Linked DNA regions of Homo sapiens: region 1 is linked to region 2. A link is an interaction called in ENCODE POLR2A ChIA-PET data of the cell type or tissue named here. Cell type or tissue: OCI-LY7. All regions are shown on one strand. Links, peaks and the distances in the headings refer to the core of each region. The heading gives the core; the rest is flanking DNA.

What was found. ChIA-PET counts read pairs that join two places held together with the same protein. Peaks named below come from ENCODE experiments on the same cell type or tissue, not always from the same donor. Only the 100,000 strongest peaks of a DNase experiment are listed, where the experiment ranks them.
Region 1: POLR2A ChIA-PET joins it to region 2 with 13 read pairs; 15 of 35 experiments call an interaction of 5 or more read pairs at or near these places.

The regions. Positions count from the first base shown.
Region 1 is chr14:50,118,407-50,123,785 of GRCh38, reverse strand. It overlaps SOS2 (SOS Ras/Rho guanine nucleotide exchange factor 2), which reads left to right. Exons shown (of 23, transcript NM_006939.4): 22 at 3,402-3,511; 23 at 4,933-5,379. Among named protein-coding and RNA genes, the nearest start is that of VCPKMT, 4.5 kb to the right of the region's middle. In OCI-LY7, for the core only: no CTCF peak of the experiment used is centred there; no DNase peak of the experiment used is centred there.
Region 2 is chr14:49,876,787-49,882,165 of GRCh38, reverse strand. No RefSeq gene overlaps it. Among named protein-coding and RNA genes, the nearest start is that of ARF6, 14 kb to the left of the region's middle. RefSeq lists a silencer at 2,137-2,196. In OCI-LY7, for the core only: CTCF peaks have their summits at 1,851, 2,053 and 2,255 (motif pointing left); DNase peaks (open chromatin) are centred at 1,805 and 2,275; H3K4me3 peaks cover 292 bases; H3K27ac peaks cover 1,159 bases.

The sequences.
Region 1 (5,379 bases), core at 204-5,203, 240 kb before region 2:
TATTATCTTCTCCACTTCAGTATGTTTTTAGTAGAGCAGCCAGAATGATCCTTTTAGAATCTGAGTTAGACCTTGTTTTACTTGTGCTTAAAGCCCTCTGGTGGGCCGGGTACGGTGGCTCACCCCTGTAATCCCAGCACTTTGGGAGGCCAAGGCAGGCGGATCACCTGAGGTCAGGAGTTGGAGACCAGCCTGGCCAACATGGTGAAACCCCGTCTCTACTAAAAATACAAAAATTAGCTGGGCCTGGTTGCAGGCACCTGTAATCCCAGCATACTCAGGAGGCTGAAGCAGGAGAATTGCTTGAATCCGGGAGGCGGAGGTTGCAGTGAGCTGAGATCACACCACTGCTCTCCAGCCTGGGCGACAAGAGTGAAACTCCATCTCAAAAAAAAAAAAAAAAAAGCCCTCTGGTGGCTTTCCATCTCACTCACAGTGAAAGCCGGTTCCTTTAAAGAACGCACAGGCCCTACACAGTTTGGGCTTGTTTGATCTGTCAGACCTCATCACTTATTCTCCCCCTTCACTCAGTCTGCCTCAACATAATAGACACATTATTGCATCAGTGCTTTGCTCTTGCCATTCCTGCTGTTTATAATACTTTTCAGCCATTTAGCCTCACAGCCTGCTCCCTTACCTCCTTCAGGCTGTTACCTTAGTGAAGCCTTCCCTAATCACCCTATTTATGTTGCTCCCCTCCCACCTCTTTCTATACCCCTTTCCAACCAAATATTTCTTGTCATAATTTATAGGCATCATACTTTTACTTATCTTTCCCTAACCTAGATTATAAGTTCCATAAGGACGTGAATTTTTGAGTTTTGTTCACGGTTATATTGCTAGTGCTTCAGACAGTGCCTGACAGTATTAGCAGGTGCCCAATAACTGTTGAATGAATGAATGAATGGCAGAAAATTAGAAGTAACTTAGATAGCTAACTAACATTACAGAAATTGTTTAGTAAATTCTGCTATATTCACCAGTTTGGAATAAATGCAGGCACTAAAAAAGTTCATAAAGACTGTAGTCTTGTAGGGAAATGCTCTTGATAGACAATTAAATTGCATTCAGACTTCAGCAAGGGTTATTGATTGCCTACCGTGGAGAAATATACTGGTTAAGTGGTGACTGTAGAGTCAGACCCAGATTCAGAGCTCTCATAGCTTTCCCATCATTCACATATCATCTGCTTCCATGAGTGTGCGTGTCTGTTACCACCTAAGACTGGCTTAATCAATAAGAAAACACTCAGACATACTTGGAAGCCTAGAGGAAGGCTGCTTTAAGACTGGTTGATTCAGTGACTCGATGATGTAATTAAAGACCAGGGTTCCTGGACTCCAGCCTGGGCGACAGAGCGAGACACCGTCTCAAAAAAAAAAAAAAAAAAAAAAGCCCAGGGTTCTTTTTCACTCTTCATTGTTTTGTCCAGATTATCAGCTTGATTTAAAGCTGTTTTCCCTCAAAATCATAACTGGCAAGAGCAGTAAAGGTTGTGTGCTTCTTTGTTCAGTCAAATTATATATAGAGAGAAGTACAGACAAGACAGTATGACAGAATGCGTTTCCAAAAAAGAGCAAGGAACTTCCTTTCCATTAGCCCCCAGAATATCTCCTTTTAAATTTCACTGGTCTGAATTAGGTTACATGCCTACAGTTAAACTCATCACTCTGGCTAAAGGAATGGGATTACTCTGATTGATTTATACCAATTAGGCCCCATCCCTGGAGCTAAGGGGTCAGGTTCACTTTCCCTAAAAAAATGGCTACTTGCATGAAAGAGAGGTAGATAAAAATCTGATCATGTTAAGAAAGTGAGTCCCATGCCTATTCCTTGCCTTGAATTGGGGTGTCCTGGGCAGGATTGGCCAACTAAACCAAATGGGACAGATTTACCACCACCGAAAGGAGTTCTCCCAAAGACGGGACAAACAATGCTGGCAGGTCTGAGGAACATCCTCTGCCTAACCTCCCCACACCATCTGCCAACCTCATAGGCATACCTTTTGTATCAGCTATTTCCCCCTGAGCCAACAGGACACCCCCGCAGAAGTAACTGCAGAGCCACATGACTGAGATAGCAATTTTTGACATAGAATAATTAGTTTGACATATCTACTTGGATGTCTCATAAGCAGTTCAGTTCAGAGTGTTTAGGAACATCCTCTGCCTAACCTCCCCACACCATCTGCCAACCTCATAGGCGTACCTTTTGTATCAGCTATTTCCCCCTGAGTCAACAGGACTCCCCCCCCTCCCCCAGGAAGTAACTGCAGAGCCACATGATCGGGATAGCAATTTTTGACATAGAATAATTAGTTTGACATATCTACTTGGATGTCTCATAAGCAGTTCAGTTAGAGTGTTTAAAGTTAAACTTATCAACTTCTTTCCCAGTTAGCGCCTGTGTTCCCAATCTCAGTATAATGACAAATAAGACATAGTTGCTGCCTTTGTAACAACTGTGTGAATATAGAGAGATCAAATGGGAAGTTGAACTATAGAAAAAATTAAAATGAAGATAGTAATTATTATATGTCTGGTTGATCTGTTTAGGGGTATTTTCCTGTCATTTATCATTTTGTAAATTTCCTTTAATGTAGTTATATAACGTGTACATTATCAGTGAGAGACTTGCAAAGACAAAGAGTTATGTGATATAACACTACCTTATGGGTTCCTATATGGAGGGTTTTATTACCTGTGTGGTGATGTGCCCAATCATAGCTGCTTCAAAAATATACGGTCTCGCAGGGCACGGTGGTTCATGCCTGTAATCCTAGCACTTTGGGAGGCCGAGGTGGGCGGATCACAAGGTCAGGAGTTTGAGACCAGCCTGACCAACATGGTGAAACCCTGTCTCTACTAAAAATACAAAAATTAGCTGGGGGTGGTAGTGGGTACCTGTAATCCCAGCTACTCAGGAGGCTGAGGCAGGAGAATTGCTTGAACCCGGGAGGCGGAGGTTGCAGTGAGCCGAGATCGTGCCATTGCACTCCAGCCTAGGCGACAGAGTGGGACTCCGTCTCAAAAAAAAAAAAAAAAAAAAAGGTCTCTGATTAGGATGGTCTTTCTTTGGAAGTTACTACAGTGTATTTAGACATGTTTTGTTTTGATTTGTGAAAGGCTTTTCAGGGAGCAGAATCTCATTAATCATAATTAAATAGTACACCTTCATTTAGCTGAAGTACCCATCATGCCCCAGGCACTATGGTTGGTGCTAGAGACACAGAAATAAATACACACTCCCTGCAGAAAGCTTACAATTTAATGGGGGAAGATAGATAAACCAATAGTTGATACAGTCTGACAAATGCCATGGTAGAAGTATCGATCACAAATTGTGATAAAGGTTTATCTTATACTGTGAATTGTGGTTAAACTAGTCTTTTTCTCCCCCAGAGTCTTTCTTTAGTTCATGTGGTAGTTTACATAAACTAAGTGAAGAGCCCCTGATTCCTCCTCCTCTTCCTCCTCGAAAAAAGTTTGATCATGATGCTTCAAATTCCAAGGTAATCAACAGGACTTTACTCCAACTTATTCAAAGTTGTGAATCTTCAAAATAATGCCTAGTGTTATAAAGAGTCTGTGAATTATACTTTGGCTACCATTTATGGTTTTTCAGCATTTGGGTTGTTATATTTGAAAAATACTTTTAGTTGTTTAATCCTTATAAAAACCTTTTCTAAATAAGAGGCTGGGCCGGGCGCAGTGGCTCATGCCAGGCGGGTAGATCACCTGAGATCAGGAGTTCGAGACCAGCCTGGTCAACATGATGAAACCCCATCTCTACTAAAAATACAAAAAATTAGCTGGGTGTGGTGGCGGGTGCCTGTGATTCCAGCTACTGGGGAGGCTGAGGCAGGAGAAGCGCTTGAACCTGGGAGTTGGAGGTTGCAGTGAGCCAGGATCGTGCCACTGCACTCCAGTCTGGGCAACAATTGCAAAACTCTTGTCTCAAAAAAAAAAAAAAAAAAAAAAAAGGCTGGTTGGGAGGCTGAGGCAGGCAGATCATCTGAAGTCAGGAGTTCAAGACCAGCCTGGCCAATATGGTGAAACCCTGTCTCTACTAAAAATACAAAAATTAGCCGGGCATGGTGGCGGGCACCTGTAATCCCAGCTACTCAAGAGGCTAAGGCAGGAGAATCACTTGAACCTGGGAGGTGAAGGTAGGTTGCAGTGAGCCAAGATCGCACCATTGCACTCCAGCCTGGGCGACAGAGCAAGACTCTGTCTCAAAAACTAAAAATAAAAATAAAAAAATAAAAAAGAGGCTGGAAGTACATTTTCTTTCTGGTACAGGTGGAAAAAAACTTCAGTAGTATTCCAAGTATTCTTCAAACTTTCAACTAATGCTTCTCAAAATTTTAAGGGTGCATCAGAATTACCTGAAAGGCTTGGTAAAATCAGACTGTGGAGCCACACCTCCAGAGTTTCTGATTCAGTAGTCTAGGATGGGGCCCAAGAATTTGCTTTTCTAACAAGTTCCCTACTGATGCTGATGTTGTTGGTCTCTGGATCACACTTTGAGATCTACTGCTCTAAGCCTCACTGGAGAAAGTAGCAGTAGATGCCCAGTAAGCAGAAGCTAGACATTAAAGTCCTCTAGACATCATGTCCTTTCATGTCTATAAAGCAATAAATTATTGTCACTTACCTACTATTATAATTAAAATACATAAATTTCTGAAATGTATACACAAAGCAAGATAAAGAGTTAGGACCTAAGACTTAAATTAAAACATCTCATATATAAAAATATTAAACCCAGCCCTGAATTAATCTAGGAGTACTCATAATCTGATAATTAACCCAGATTAGTTTATTTTGAGCCTCTGAATTTAACTTGACAAGTAAGAATTTTTCAGACTTAAAAATTTTTTTTTTTAATTTTTCAGAATAGAGGTATAATTTAATTACTTTTTTTTTTGAGGGAAATATGAAATCTGATGATGATCCTCCTGCTATTCCACCGAGACAGCCTCCTCCTCCAAAGGTAAAACCCAGAGTTCCTGTTCCTACTGGTGCATTTGATGGGCCTCTGCATAGTCCACCTCCGCCACCACCAAGAGATCCTCTTCCTGATACCCCTCCACCAGTTCCCCTTCGGCCTCCAGAACACTTTATAAACTGTCCATTTAATCTTCAGCCACCTCCACTGGGGCATCTTCACAGAGATTCAGACTGGCTCAGAGACATTAGTACGTGTCCAAATTCGCCAAGCACTCCTCCTAGCACACCCTCTCCAAGGGTACCGCGTCGATGCTATGTGCTCAGTTCTAGTCAGAATAATCTTGCTCATCCTCCAGCTCCCCCTGTTCCACCAAGGCAGAATTCAAGCCCTCATCTGCCAAAACTGCCACCAAAGACTTACAAACGG
Region 2 (5,379 bases), core at 59-5,058:
AAGAGGCTGAGGCAAGAGAATGACTTGAACCTGGGAGGCGGAGGTTGTGGTGAGCCAAGATCGCGCCATTGCACTCCAGCCTGGGCAAAAGAGCGAAGCTCCATCTCAAAAAAAAAAAAAAAAAAAAAAAGACTGACAGAACAGATTATCTTTATGATAATAAGATACAAATTATAAACAGGATCTAAGGCCATGCCAGGCAAGTGTTAAGCCATGCACTCCTACACTTAAAGAATAACCTATGTCCTAACCACCACAAGGTTTTTCTTTTTCTCTAGCAGCTAAATAAGCACTGGCCTTGAGATAAACAATGTTGAAGCAGTTGCAGCTTACAACCACCACATGCTGACCAACTGACTTTGTTCCATAAGCCATAACTACAGCTCTGATTGGACAAGAGATTGATTTCAGTAACTTTCTCCTGATAAGAAGACCACTGACCAAGGACTGGGTCTAGCCAGTTTACGTAGACTGCGTGCTTAAAAGTCCTTTTGTGTCCTGAAAAGACCTCTGATGAATAGGGCCTAACCGTAATACATTTAAATGTTGAGTCTCCACCCCAAGGTGAACATAGTTCATAAGTAACATGCATGTTTATTCAACATGCATGCACCAGGACCACCTTCATGAATATTCATAGCTCCTCCTCTAGCCTGTTAAATATGTATGTTTAGCCAACTCCTTCAGCATAAAGCTCCTACCCCAGCCCCTCCTCCTTTGAAATGCCTGTTTCCAGGTCTCTACTGGAGGCTGCGTTTCCCAGCCTCTGGGATGGCCACCTTGCAGGCTGTAACACTTTACAAGAAATAAAGTCTCCACTTCTAAATTTATAAATCTTGTGATTTTTTTTAAGTTAACAGTAATAAGCCCGTTTAACCATTCCTGAATTTATGCTAATGAGGTAACTCTTAGAGGATAGGGGTTAGTTGCCAGAGGAACCAACCCTGGATAGAATGTTCAGTCCCACACCTTGAACTCCAGGGAAGGGAGAGGATCTTAGTCACCAATGGCCACTGACTTAATTAATCATGCCTACATAATAGAACCTCCATAAAATCCCTAACCGACAAGGTTTGGAGAGGTTCTGGGTTGGTGAACACACTGAGGTGCTAGAAGGGTGGCACCTCTAGCAAGGGCCTGGAACCCTCATACAGCCCATCCATTCCTATACCTTGCCCAATGTATCTCTTTCTTTGTTTTTGTTTTTGTTTTTTTTTTTTGAGACAGTCTCACTGTGTTGCCCAGGCTGGTCTCAAACTCCTGGACTCAAGCAATCCACCTACTACCACTTCTCAAAGTGCTGGAATTACAAACGTGAGCCACTGTGCCTGGCCCCAATCCATCTCTTTCATTTGGCTCTTCCTGAATTGTATTCTTTATAATAAACGGGTAATTGCAAGTAAAGTGCTTTCCTGAGTTCCTCGAGCCATCCAGCAAATTATCAAGCCCCAGGAGGGAGTCATGGGAGCCCCTGATTTATAGCCAGTGGGTCAGAAGTACAAGTCACAACTTGGAATTTGAGACTGACTTCTGAACTGGGATAGTCTTGTGAGACTGAACCCTTAACCTGTGTGGTCTGTGCTAATTCTGGGTAGTTACTGTCATAATTGTAGTACACCCGACTGGGATCTAGAGAGCTGGAGAATTGCTTACTGTGAGGGAAAACTCCACACATTTGGTGTCAGAAGTTTCATGAGTGTACAGGAAAACAGTTTTTTTCTTCTTCTTTTTTTTTTTTTTTTGAGACAGAGTTTCACTCTTTTGCCCAGGCTGGAGTGAAGTGGTGCCACCTAGGCTTACTGCAACCTCCGCCGCCCCCCAGGTTCAAGCGAGTCTCCTGCCTCACCCTGCCTAGTAGCTGGGATTATAGGCGACTGCCACCACACCCGGCTAATTTTTTGTATTTTTTGTAGAGACGGAGGTTTCGCCACGTTGGCCAGGCTGGTCTCAAACTCCCGACCTCAGGTGATCCACCCACCTTGGCCTCCCAAAGTGCTAGTATTACAGGCGTGAGCCACTGCGCCCCGCTGGAAAACAGGTTTTTTTCTTTTACTCCCTCACCCCCAATACCAGCCTCCCTTGTGGTATAGAGTCAGTGAAAACCCCATGGGGAGCATAATGTACTCTTACGCTTTCCAGCCAGGGAGCTATCACTGGAGGCCTAGTGGGGAGCGAGTACTCCCACCCTCACCTTGTAGTAACAAGGAGCCACTCCTAGGTTGTCAACAGAGGCCAAATGAGGAACCTGGACATCTGCCCCCATCTGGCAGTAACAAGGTAGTGCTCCTCTTTCCTTGCTGGTGTTAGAGGAGGCCAGCTAAAACAGAAGTTTAAGTAAGATCCAGCTGGGTGCAGTGGCCGGGTGGGGTGAGTCACACCTGTAATCGCAGCACTTTGGGAGGCTGAGGCGCTGCAGATCACCTGAGGTCAGGAGTTCAAGACCAGCCTGGCCAACATGGTGAAACCCCATCTCTACAAAAAATACAAAAAATTAGCTGGGCATGGTGGTGTGCACCTGTAGTCGTAGCTACTCCAGAGGCTGCGGCGGGAGAATCACATGAACCCAGGAGGCAGAGGTTGCAGTGAGCCGAGATCATGCCACTGCACTCCAGCCTGGGCGACAGAGTGAGACTCTGTCTCAAAAAAAAAAAAAAAAAGAGAAAAAGAAAAAAGCCAGGTGTGGTGGTACAGGTTTGTGATCCCAGCTATTTGGGAGGCTAAGGCATGAGCATGAGGATCACTTGACCCCAGGAGGCAGAGGTTGAAGTGAGCCGAGATGGTGACACAGTGAGACTCCATCTCAATAAATAAATAAGGTTCATTGCTTAACAATGGGGAATCTTAATTAAAAATTAAAATTAGGCCGGGTGGGATGGCTCACACCTACAATCCCAGCAGTTTGGGAGGCCAAGTCGGGTGGATCACTTGAGGTCAGGTGGTCGAGACCAGCCTGGCCAACATGGTGAAACCCTATCTCTGCTAAAAATATAAAAATTAGTTGGGTGTGGTGGCATGCACCTGTAATCCCAGCTACTTGGGAGGCTGAGGCAGGATAATAGCTTGAACTCGGGAGTCAGAGGTTTAGTGAGCCGAGATCCTGCCACTGCACTCCAGCCTGGGCAACAGAGGGAGATTCCATCTCAAAATAAATAAATAAATTAATTAATTAAATTAAAAATAAATAACATCCAGAGTCTTATAACATAATACTCAGAATATTCAGGTCACCACCAAAAATCACTCATTATAACAATATATCAAATTGAATGAAAAAAGACAATAAATGTCAGCATCAAGATGAAAAAGATGTTAGAATAATATGACAAAGTTTTTACTGCAGCCAGCATAAAAAATGCTTTAATTAGCAATTATGAACACACTTGAAACAATTAAAAAATAGTCTCAGCAAAGAAATAGAAAGTCTCAGCAGAGATAAAGAAGATATAAAGAAGGGCTGGGCACAGTGACTCACACCTGTAATCCCAGCACTTTGGGAGGCCGAGGCAGGAGGATCATTTGAGGCAAGGAGTTTGAGACCAGCCGAGACAACATAGTGAGACCCGCATCTCCACAATTTTTTTTTAATTTTTAAATTCTTCTTGAGACAGAGTCTTGCTCTGTTGCCCAGGCTGGAGTGCAGTGGCATAATCTCGGCTCACTGCAGCCTCCACCTCCTGGGTTCAAGCAATTCTCCTGCCTTAGCCTCCTGAGTAACTGGAATTACAGGCATGCGCCACCAGGCCCGACTAATTTTTGTATTTTTAGTAGAGATGGGGTTTCACCATATTGGCCAGGCTGGTCTTGAACTCCTGACCTCAGGTGATCCACCCGTCTCGGCCTCCCAAAGTGCTTGGATTACAGGCGTGAGCCACTGCACCTGGCTCCATCTCTACAATTTTTAAAAAAATAGCTAAAAGAAGTTGGAATTTCTCTAAACAGAAAGGAAAGGATTTTTTTTAGAAAAAGGAATGTTGGTACATCAGGAAGCAAGAAAGAACATGGTAAGCAAAAATATGGGTAAATGCAATCGATTTTTCTTCTCCTCTTGAGTTTTCTAAATTATGTTTGATGATTGAAGTAAAAGTTATAACTCTCCAATGTAGTTCTAAATGTATGTAGAGGGCATAGTAAAGACAATTATTGCTCAAGTCCTTGCTCATAAAGAAAAAAGAAAAGGGCTGTGTGCGGTGACTCATGCCTGTAACCCCAGCACTTTGGGAGGCCGAGGCGGGTGGATCACCTGAGGTCGAGAGTTCGAGACCAGACTGACCAACGTGGAGAAACCCCGTCTCTACTAAAAATACAAAATTAGCCAGTTGTGGTGGCGCATGCCTGTAATCCCAGCTACTTGGGAGGCTGAGGCAGGAGAATTGCTTGAACCCAGGAGGCGGAGGTTGTGGTGAGCCGAGATTGCACCATTGCACTTCAGCCTGGGCAACAAGAGCGAAACTCCATCTCAAAAATAAATAAATAAATAAATAAATAAATAAGACAATTATAAGCAGAGAAGAATAAAAGAACATAAATATCAGCAAAAACTGAGGACTGAAAGACAACATATCACGTATCTTATTATCAAGTGCCCATGGAACATATACCAAAATAGACCATACCCTGGGCTATAAAACAAACCTCAATAAATATATAAAGAATTGAAGCGGGGCTGGGCACGGTGGCTCACACCTGTAATCTCAGCACTTTGGGAGGCTGAGGCGGGTGGATTTCCTGAGGTCAGGAATTCAAGACCAGCCTGGCCAATATAGTGAATCCCAGTCTCTACTAAAAATACAAGAAATTCGCTGGGCGTGGTGGCAGCTGCCTGCCTGTAATCCCAGCTACTAGGGAGGCTGAGGCAGGAGAATTGCTTGAACCCAGGAGGCGGATGTTGCAGTAAGCCGAGATCACACCATTGCACTCCAGCCTGGGCAACAAGAGCGAAAATCCATCTCAAAAAAAGTGAAACTCCATCTCAAAAAAAAAAAAAAAAAAGAAATGATACAGAGTATGTTCTCCAGCTACAATGGACTCAAAGTAGAAATCAATAACAGAAAGGTAGCAGGGAAGTCTCTAAACACTTGGAAAATAAACAACATGCTTCTGAATAATCCATGGGCCAAAAAGTAAGTCTCAGGGAAATGAAAATACATTGAAATAAATGAAAATGGAAATACAGGCCAGGTGCGGTGGCTCATGCCTATAATCCCAGAACTTTGGGAGGCCAAGGCGGGAGGATCTGTTGAGCCCAGGAGTTCAAGACCAGCCTGGGCAACATAGTGAGACCCCATCTCTTTAAAAAAAAAAAAAAAGCCAGGCTTGGTGGTGCTTGCCTATAGTCCCAGCTACTCAGGAGGCTGAGGCAGGAGGGTTACTTCAGCCCTG